Linked DNA regions of Homo sapiens: region 2 is linked to region 1. A link is an interaction called in ENCODE POLR2A ChIA-PET data of the cell type or tissue named here. Cell type or tissue: endothelial cell of umbilical vein. All regions are shown on one strand. Links, peaks and the distances in the headings refer to the core of each region. The heading gives the core; the rest is flanking DNA.

Region 1 (5,382 bases), core at 323-5,322:
TAGGTGAAATCACATTATATGGGAGCAATGTATTTTATTAAAATCCTGAGGCAGGTTAAATATAACTAATAAAATAGAATTAGGTTTATAAAACTTGAGGTTGTAACACACTTCATATTTAGAATATTTTTATTCTCAATTTTCCAAGGGACTGTTACCCACATTTTGATTTATTATAAAAATCTGTCTTCTCTTTTAACTTTTTCTTTTTCTTTTTTTCTTTCTTTCTTTTTTTTTTTAGAGCAGGGTCTGGCTCTCACCCAGGCTGGAGTGCAGTGGTGTGATCACAGTTTACTGCAACCTCCCCCTCCTGGGCTCAAGTGATCCTCCCACCTCAGCCTCCCAAGTAGCTGCGACTTTAGACACACACCACCACACCTGGCTAATTTTTGTAATTTTGTAGAGATGTTGCCCAGGCTGGTTTGGAACTCCTGAGCTCAAGCGATCCTCCCACCTCAGCCTCCCAAAGTGCTGGATTACAAGCATGAGCCACCACGCCCAGCCTCTTTTAATTTTTAATTTCTAGCATGTTATTTTGGAGACATTATTGCATTGAGTGAACTAGTATTTGTTGAGTATCTACTTCGTACATGGCCCTCAGCTAAGTGCCAATGTGCTCCCTAGGGCTGTGACTCCTTTTGATACCCGGTGTACCTCCCCATTATCTACTTGGCAGCCCTGCATTCCGGTAGGCACCAGAGGCAAGATATTTAATATTCCTTCTGCCCACTCAGTGAATTTTCTCCCCCAGGTTCCAGGAAATCGTGAGCAGACACTGCAAAATTGGCCTCATTCTGAAGGGTGATGCTTTTCATCCCTAGCTTAGAATGGACAGACTTTAGGACTTTGAACCCAGATACACACAAAACACTTATATTTTACATCAGAGAGCAACATGGCACCACCCTCTGGCAGTGTGAAAATTTGGTTCTGTTGATTATTTCCCTTAATAAAGGAAGATCTTCATCTGAGCTTTGGAAATCACTTCCCCTTGCCTGGAGATTCTGTTGTGAGAACATTTTTAATAATAAGATTTGACCAGCATTTGGTTGAACATATTGTGAATTGCTAGAGTCATAGACATGCCCAAGTCATATTATAACTGTAAAGAAAGCTCCAAAGCCCCATCTAATTTCATAAAAGCTATTCACTGTTTGTTAGTATCTGATTCTTCCTCATTAGCATGGGTCATCATCAACTTGACTCAAATCTGTGCTAACATGCCACACTGGAGAATGTGTGAGGGGAGGCTGCTTCTTTCCTGGAACGGGAGAGCCTAACAGCAACCGCCAGGGTCAAGCTGCAGCATTTGTTCTTTTTATAGTACAAGAACTTTGTTTCTTCATCATAGCAAATTGTTCTTAATGGGTGTATTTTGCAATTCTTTCTCTTAACATTTAGATTATTCCATATGTTTATGTCGATTTTTAAACTGAACAGAATGACATTGCCAAAGAACTTACCATTTTAAGTTGTATTATGGCAGTGTTATTATTATTATTATTATTAATTATTATTATTTTCAGACAGGGTCTGGCTCTGTCACCCAGGCTGGAGTGCAGTGGCGTGATCTTCAGCCTCTGCCTCCCAGGCTCAAGTAATTCTCCCACCTCAGCCTCTTGAGTAGCTTTCCAGCTACTACACGCACCACCATACCCAGCTAATTTTTTTTGTATTTTTGGTAGAAATGGAGTCTTGCTATATTGCCCAGGCTGGTCTAGAACTCCTGGGCTCAAGCAATCCACCTACCTCGGCCCCCCAAAGTGCTGGGATTACAGATGTGAGCTACCACACCTGGCCTATATTCTTTACTTTCTGAATTGTATCTACTGTTGCTATCAGAAATTGTAAAAAGTAAAGAGAAAACTAACCAGTAGCATTCCTTATTTTTAAATTTTGTTGAGGAAAATGCTTTTTCTTAACCTCATTCTTGCTGATGCTTCTAAGATATATAAAATGTTTGTAGTTTAAAAATAAGGCTTAGGGTTTTGATCACTCACTCAACAGTTGGCTGTGGTATCTGTTTTTTTGAGATGGAGTTTCACTCTTGTCACCCAGGCTGGAGTGTAGTGGCGTGATCTCGGCTCACTGCAGCCTCCACCTCCTGGGTTCAAGTGATTCTCCTGCCTCAGCCTCCCAAGTAGCTGGGATTACAGCCACCCACCACCATGCCCAGCTAATTTTTGTATTTTTAGTAGAGACGGGGTTTCATCATGTTGCCCAGGCTGGTCTCCAACTCCTGACCTCAGGTGATCCACCTGCTTCAGCCTCCCAACGTGCTGGGATTACAGGCATGAGCCACCAAGCCTGGCCAGCTGTGGTATCTATGTGAAACTCTCCATATATATGTATATACAACATATATATTTGAACGTACATTATATACATATGTGTATATAAAACTGTTATAGGGACTATCATTATGATAAGTGTTTTGAATGACTGAGCTAACAACTGAATGAAATTGTACATCTTTTCTTTTCATATGACTTTTCAATGCAGATTCCAGAACAGTTTGGTCCAATACGGACAGTGGCCGAGGGGAAAGGCGATGTGATCTTGATTGGCACAACTCGAAACTTTGTCCTGCAGGGCACTCTGTCAGGGGACTTCACACCCATTACTCAGGTACGATCCCACTCAGCAGGCCCGGCAAACACTCTCATTTTGCATTATATCAGACCCTAATCAAGCATTACAATCAGGTGCTTTATACTACGATAACCTTCCTCCACCCCAGAGTGTCTGTGGCTGCTGAAAGATGGGAGGAGAGAAACTGTTGAGAGCAGTTATGAAGTCAGCATGAAGCCTCGGTTCGTCATCCCTTACGGCTCCTGAGTGCGAACTGTAGTATCTCAGAGCGCTTCTGTTTGTCTTGGTTATTTGTAGGGTCACACTGATGAGCTCTGGGGACTGGCCATCCATGCCTCAAAATCTCAGTTCTTGACCTGTGGGCATGACAAGCATGCCACTCTCTGGGACGCTGTGGGTCACCGTCCCGTCTGGGACAAAATAATAGAGGTAAACATGCACATTACATTTCCATTTTTCTTACAGAAATTCATCTGGAACATGTTTATTTATTTTTTGCATGAAATCAACAGTGATACAAAGTTGTCCCAAAGCAAATGTTATTTATCTATTTAGAGTTGCCTTAACATTGCAATTGCATTTAACAGTGTTACTTTTAACATTGCCTCGTGGCCTCAGCCATGTAATTTTGAAGTTTACTGTTGAAATTTTCTGACAAGAAGTTGTTCTTTCTGAGTTCATTGTCAGATTTTCTGAGTACAGTCTCTCAACCATCCTAAGAGCTGAAAAATACTTGTTATGAGCCTGCATTCTATTTACAGTGTACCCTTTGAATGGGAATTTACAAGCTGTACTAAACACACGATTGAATATATCTCTACATTTTGAGTTTGATGGTAAAGTGAACTTTCGTTTGAAAGTCAGCTGGGCACGGTGGCTCATGCCTGTAATCCCAGCACTTTGGGAGGCCAAGGCAGGCAGATCACCTGAGGTTGGGAGCTCGAGACCAGCCTGACCAACATGGAGAAACCCCGTCTCTACTAAAAACACAAAATTAGCCGGGCATGGTGGTGCATGCCTATACTCCCAGCTCCTTGGAAGGCTGAGGCAGGAGAATTGCTTGAACCCGGAAGGTGGAGGTTGCAGTGAGCCAAGATCACGCCATTGCACTCCAGCCTGGGCAACAAGAGCAAAATTCTGTCTCAAAAAAAAAAAAAAAAAAAAAAGTCAACATCTCTGTGAATTTTGCAAAAGAAACTCTGATGACCTGTCAGAGTGTTGAAATGCCCTTTCCCCACGTGTATTACTTGAGCACTGACTGTTTGCATGCCAAGCACTGTGCGTGTATTATCCTTAATCCCTGTAGCAGCTCTGCAGGTTGAAGAGGTTTTTTTTTTAACTCTGATTTTATTGAATAGGAAATTGAGGTGTAGAGAAGTTAAATAACTTGCCAAGGTCACTAAGTTAGTGAGTGACCTAGCTAGTGTTAGAACCCAGCTCAGTCTGACTCCTAAACTCTGGTTCTTTCCACTGCATTGCACTGCAGCGAATCGGAAGCTCATTCTCTGTTGCCGGTGCCCTAATGATCTGTGCAATCCCATTGCACAGAGGAAATAGCCCTTCTGTAAACCAACACATCATCCTTTCATCCCCCATAGAGTTACTGGCATGTCCCAGGTGCTAGGTTCAAGTTTTGGCTCCCTTCCCTTCATTTTCACGGAAGGGGTGCTGGTCACTGGTGGCCAGCTGAGCCGTGAGGTGGAAGGGCCCAAGGGGCAGGCACTGCCACTCAGAGAGCAGGTGTGGCCCGTGATGGCAGGAAAGGGCTAAAGGGAACAGTGTTATATGTTCTACCTATGCCCTGGTGGTCCAGGAGGGCTGAAGGCAATGACAGCTCCTTTACCAGGCTGTTAATCATTTAGCCTAACATAAGGGTTGGAGCTCTAAGCTGGAAGCCAGGGAACTGCAATGAAGTTCTAGCTCCTCTGCCTACTGGCCTTGTGACCTTGGACATCTGTAACTCAGTGTCCACTTCTCAAAATTGTTACGAGGCTTAGATGAATGACACAGACAGAAGTGCTTTGTAAATGGTAAAGCTTCAAGTGAACACGATTTCTGTTTGTGTATTAGTGGCAGCTCTGAGCTTAATTACAGCTCCCACTGTAGAAAGAAAGCATTGAAATAATGTAATCATATATCAAGTTTCTTTCTCTTGGTTTTTTAGATTATCCAGTGGATCTCAGGGCCTCCTATTTTCATTCCCATTGCTACTTTTCTTCCTGATCTTCCTTAATCTCTTCTCTCTTCATCCTAAACACTCCTGCAAAGTGCCCTTTATCTAAAACACATGTTCAATCATGTCACTCTTTTTATTGAAAGGACAAGACCATTCAAAGTGTTCTTATTTCCTAGTGATCAAAGTCCTTACCATGGCAGTGACATCACTAATGTGATATACTCTGTGCTGTAAGCCCATTGACCTATCTGCCACTCCTCAAATATGCCCACAGCTGTGTTGCTTCCATCACTTTTACTATATTACTGCCCCCTTCACCATGGTCCAAAAAACGACTGGAGTGGCCACATCTCACCTTCACCAGTGATAATTCTTCCTCTCCTGGGAGGCCCAAGTCCAGTCGTCTGTACCGCGAAGCCTTGGCCCAGCTTCCCAGTGTCACCTCATCCCTCCCTCCCCTGTGTATCTCTTTCATGGATCTCTTTCATGGATCATTCCATCTTGTATCCGAGTTAGTGATGACTGTGTGTGTGTTCCACTGGATCAAAACCTAGAACATGCCTTGCTCATCTCATGATCCTTCCAGGCCTCCATAGTGTTTTGCACCCAGTGGG
Region 2 (5,382 bases), core at 80-5,079, 480 kb before region 1:
TGAGATCAGGAGTTTGAGACCAGCCTGACCAACATGGAGAAACCCCGTCTCTACTAAAAATACAAAATTAGCTGGGCGTGGTGGCGCAAGCCTGTAATCCCAGCTACTCGGGAGGCTAAGGAAGGAGAATTGCTTGAACCCGGGAGGGAGAGGTTGTGATGAGCCGAGATCACGCCACTGCACTCCAGCCTGGGCAACAAGAGCAAAACTCTGCCTCAAAAAAAAAAAAAAAAAAAAAAAAAAAAACAACCTACATTTAATATACATGTATTTCATTATGTACAAGTTAAATCTCAATTTTTAAAAAATTAAAAGTTGACAGAAAACTCCCCAAACTGGCTCATCTTTGCTATAGGAGGGTTACTAACTGGCCCCAGCCTTTTAAAAAAAATTATATTTTTATTCTATTAATACCAGCTATTTTAAAAAATTAACAAAGTAGTCAAAGGCCTATTCGTTATTACTCTGATACCATTTACCACCAGGTACATATTTTCATCCTTTTCTGTTATTTGCCATGCATATTGTCATGTTTATTCATAGACTATGAATAAACCTTATTTTAAAAGTTTATAATGCTCAATGTTTGGAAGCTGTCATTGTCTTTAAAGTATAGCTATATTTTTTTAGGTAGTAAACTCATAAATCATTTGACTCTTTCCTGCCTCTCAAGTTTTCTTGGCAATTTCTACCTAGAATTTTGGTAGTTAATCCTATGCTGACTGATAAAATCCTTTGTTGTGATCAGCTGTTATTCAAGTATTTTATTGACATTTAGCTTCTCCCCATGTGTCTTACTTCCCGATAGCTTGTCAACTAGGGATTCAACAGAACGGAGCTGAAGCAGTGCCTTTAACACCCACGAGTGCCCTGAATGTAAACAGTTACTCAATAGTTTACAGAACTGGCAAGGACTATCCTGGGCCATCAACGTCTTTCACACCTAGTCCAAGAATCCCCTCTTCAGCACCCCTAAAGGGCCATGACAGGAAGCTCTATTTGTAAAACATGCACTTGTAAAAATCCTCTGTATCTAGAAATACCTTTCCTTCCATTTCACACCTGGCTTCACACACCTGTAGGAGAAACAAGGCAGGTTCCCCACCCCCCCACCTTTTTTTTTTTTTTTGTAAGTATGGAAACTGAGGCTCAGATTGCTTGAGGGACTTGGCTATGGTCACAAAGTGAATAACTGACAAAGAAAGAAGATGACTCCAGGGCTCCAATGTCTGGTCATCGGTCTTTCCACCTGTATTAGTCCATTCTCACACTGCGATGAAGAACTGCCCAAGACGGGGTAGTTTATAAAGCTAAGAGGTTTAATTGACTCACAGTTCAGCATGGTTGGGGAGGCCTCAGGAAACTCACAATCACAGAGGAGGAGGAAGCAAGGCACCTTCTTCACAAGGCAGCAGGAAGAAGTGCCAAACAAAGGGGAAAGAGCCCTTATAAAACCATCAGACCTTGTAAGAACTCACTATCACAAGAACAACATGGGGGAAACCGCCTCCATGATTCACCTGCCTCCGCTTGATCTCTCCCTTGACACGTGGTGATCACGGGAATGATGGAGATTACAATTCAAGATGAGATGGGTGGAAACACAAAGCCTAACCAGATCACCACCGTACTTCCGCCTTCCAAGTGACTCCCGGGAAAGTTCATCAAACAGCTTGTGTCGAATAGTTTTCTAAATCAAGAACGGCCTGGTCTACATAGAGCTTTCCTTCTCAGTTTTCCATCATCCAGAAACAGGGTCTTCTGCATTCCTGACAGAAGTGTTAGGCAAGACAGGGTCAGGCACAGAGCCTGGACATGGCCACCAGCATCTCACTGCAGCCTGACACCATCCACTAGTACTCCCCAGACATGCTCAGACAGCATTCTCTATTACAGCACAGGGATAAGTGTTAGGCTGAGATTAAGCGGCCCTCCTTAAATTCAAAAGAATAAAAGTAAGTGAGTTTGGCTTGGAATGGCCTTTTCTTAATGCAAATTTGCTTCGGTCCACTGTTGTGTTCTTATGGTGCTTTTAATTCTTCTCGGCAGCCTCTCCAGGAAGGAAGTACCTACCCACACACCAGAAAAATCTAGCACTGTGCTGAAAAGTGTTGACCTTGCAAACAACACAGTCACTACTACTCGTGGCCCCACACAGGAGCTGTATTTTTTTATCCAGTAAGTGTTCCCTGGGTTCTTCAGCACCGGTTTAAGTCCTTCCATTTTAGCAAGATTCCTGAGCACCTCCCTCCACTGCTTAAAACATTTCCACAGCTTGTGTTGAAATGTAAATCAGCAGTAGGTGAGCAGAAGGTCTCAATAAATGTTTATGGAATGAATGACCAGCTCCCATGGTTACAGGATGAAGTCAGCACAGTACCGTGGATAGAGAAGATAGTTCAGTTAGATATGAGATTAAGTCCAGGGATTATCACCAACTAGGTATGAACTGAGGTCCTGAAACAGACAGGCCAGCAAATAGGCCTCAATTTCCTCACTGTCAAATGAGAACAGAAGTACCCAGACCTCGCAGGCACGCGGAGGATTCAGTGGAATTGTGTTAATGTGGATCTTGGCATTGAGTAAAGTGCTACCTCAAGAGTTCTGTTCCCTCCCTTCCAGCATGTCTACCTTGCCACCTCCCTGTGCACACCACACTCCAGGCCCACTGCATGGCCATGCTGTGCCCTCTACCCTCCACCAGGAAAACTCCTACGTCCTCTTCAGGGGTCAGTGACCAGTGCCACCTCTGTGAAGTCTTCCCTACTCCCACTCTTTCTGCTGCTTTCCCTGCCTCTGGGCTACTCCGCCAACCCCTCAATGTGATTACATTATATACTGCATTTGGTTTTCCACTAGACTGAATGCTCCTTGCAAATGGAAACTACACCAGCACCTCTCTGCAATCCCAGCACCTAACGACGTTCTTCACACGTCAGTGGTGCTTGATAACAGGTAACTACCAAAAAAGAAAAGGCACTAGATCAGTGAGACTTGTGTGTGACCGTGTGACTGTGTGATATGATGTGTGTGCGTGCCTGTACGTGTATACGTGTGTGTGTGTGTGACACACAGAAAGATTGATTCGTCTCAATAAATCTCTTTCAGTTTTGAGATACTATTTCAAAAGCCTCAATGTAACTTGGCTCAACACTTCAGTCACTCAAAGAAACTCCATTTCACATCTACATTAACTGAAATTCTTCCTTTGTCACTACGTCACCTACATTCACTTGAGGCAGTACCTGCATTTAGATACCAGCTAACTGTACATAAGCAGTCCCTCAGGTCAGCCCACATGCCCATTCATGAGAAGCCAACCTCCTTCTGGTTCCAGAAACCACAGCCACTAATTCACTTTAAAGACCACACAAGAACAAGGACTTCAAAGCCGATGGCAGCATTTCTGTTGTAAACTCTATCAAATAAAAACTGGCTTATTAATTTTAAATGACTTCAGAGCATTTAAGGAAAAAACATGAGACTGACACAAAGGTTCTGAAACTCATTAGAGCTGGTCTTGAAATCACTGATATATTTAAATTGAAATCTGCTCTTTCTGACAGCTTTTCGTTCAGACATGCTACCATGTGTGTGTCACTACGGTTAAGGTTGGGTGAGCACTTCCATTAAAACCTTCACTTTCACAAGCCTATAATTTAAGAATAAAAATTTGCTCTAGGCTTGACTTCTGCATACAAAAGGTTTCAAATATATATTCCAAAGAATAAAATAAACCTGTCTGAACTGAAAGCTCGGATGCAAAGCATAGTAGATTACCTGTGGTGTGTCTCTGGTTTAGACAAGTTAGAATAAGCTAGGAATTTAGCATTGAAGATTTCCATTCTAGACCATAAAGCTTCAAAACAGAGAAAGGTTAGTAATGTCATGTTATAAGCAAGGTAAACTTAAAACCAATTTATTCCAGAATCCTCAAGATCATCCTTATCTCCCGAACTCTTCACATCCAGTTTGTCACCAGATCCTGTCAATTCTACCTGCAGGTACTTCTCGGATTCACCAGGCTAAGTAGTCTTATGGCCTCCAAACCGTCCACCTCCCTGCCGCTGGGGTTGTCATTAAGCAAGCAACCAAACCAGTGCCAGTCTGACCATGTGCCCCTACAGGATAAGATCCCAACTACCTGGCAAGGCTTGCTGGAGGCTCTTCAGGACCTAGTCCTCTCCCTCTCACCGTGAACAGGCCTTTCTGTTTCATCTTCTTGCCTTTTACATCCAATACAGGGACTTTGCTTTCCAACATCATAGGAAGGTGCTCACATCCAGCTTCAGGTTAATTACATCAGAAGAATGATTGTACTTAAAAAACATATTTATATTCATGATAGCTCAGCTACATTCACAAGTCTGTCACAGAGGGTAGATTGTAAATATGGAAACTGAGGCTCAGAGCATCCGAGTGGCTTCAGCACGTATCACACAAAGAGAACTGCTAAAGCAGCAGCCACTTGATCCCAACTTTGGCGGGAGCCACAGGCACTACAGGCAACCCTGGGAGATTCAGGCGACAGACTCATAGGAGCAGCTCCTGCTGGAAATCCACAACAGGCTTCTCAGCTCCAGGGCTGTGCCCTCTGAGAGGCAAAGGCTGCTCTTCTCAAGTTCTTCCATACATGCCCTTCTCACCCCCAACTCCAGACTGCTGCTGACCTATTTCCTCCAACCAGACAACTTTGCCTTTCAAGCCCCACTCAGGTATCACCTGACTGCCCCAAGCTTCACAGAGATCAGACAACAGAGCACTGCCTCAGTTTACCACTTTTGCTCGTCAACATTTCCTGTTTGTTTTCCTTCAATTTCCAATGATAAACTTCTAGAAGGCAAGGACCTCATGTTGATTTTATATCTCCTTATAGTACCTATGACCGAACCACAGGAGAAGCATTCAGCAAAACTCATTACATATATATTCTGAAATACATATATTTATATATAAATATAGAAAACATATCTATGTATTAAATATATAAACATATTTATATTTTTATATATACATATATAAATATGTAAGTATATATAATACATATTTATATATTTATATGTATTTATATTTTTATACATATAAATATATGTATTTATATTTTTATACATATAAATGTATGTATTTATATTTTTATACACATAAATGTATGTATTTATATGTATAAATATTCTTTTTTGAGACAGGATCTGGCTTTGTCACCCAGGCTAGAGTATGGTGGCACAATCTTGGCTCACTGCAACCATCACTTCCTGGGCTCAAACCATCCTCTCACTTCAGTCTGCTAAGTAGCTCTACAGGCACACATCACCATGCTCAGGTAATCTTTCTGTATTTTTTTTTTTAGAGACAGGGTTTCGCCATGTTGGGGTTTCACCATGT

What was found. ChIA-PET counts read pairs that join two places held together with the same protein. Peaks named below come from ENCODE experiments on the same cell type or tissue, not always from the same donor. Only the 100,000 strongest peaks of a DNase experiment are listed, where the experiment ranks them.
Region 2: POLR2A ChIA-PET joins it to region 1 with 6 read pairs; 2 of 35 experiments call an interaction of 5 or more read pairs at or near these places.

Annotation. Positions count from the first base shown.
Region 1 is chr14:99,911,677-99,917,058 of GRCh38, forward strand. EML1 (EMAP like 1) reads left to right here. Exons shown (of 22, transcript NM_004434.3): 14 at 2,503-2,628; 15 at 2,890-3,021. Among named protein-coding and RNA genes, the nearest start is that of EML1, 120 kb to the left of the region's middle. In endothelial cell of umbilical vein, for the core only: no CTCF peak of the experiment used is centred there; no DNase peak of the experiment used is centred there.
Region 2 is chr14:99,434,631-99,440,012 of GRCh38, forward strand. The region is part of intron 6 of SETD3 (SET domain containing 3, actin N3(tau)-histidine methyltransferase); the gene reads right to left. Among named protein-coding and RNA genes, the nearest start is that of SETD3, 44 kb to the right of the region's middle. In endothelial cell of umbilical vein, for the core only: no CTCF peak of the experiment used is centred there; a DNase peak (open chromatin) is centred at 2,221; H3K27ac peaks cover 405 bases.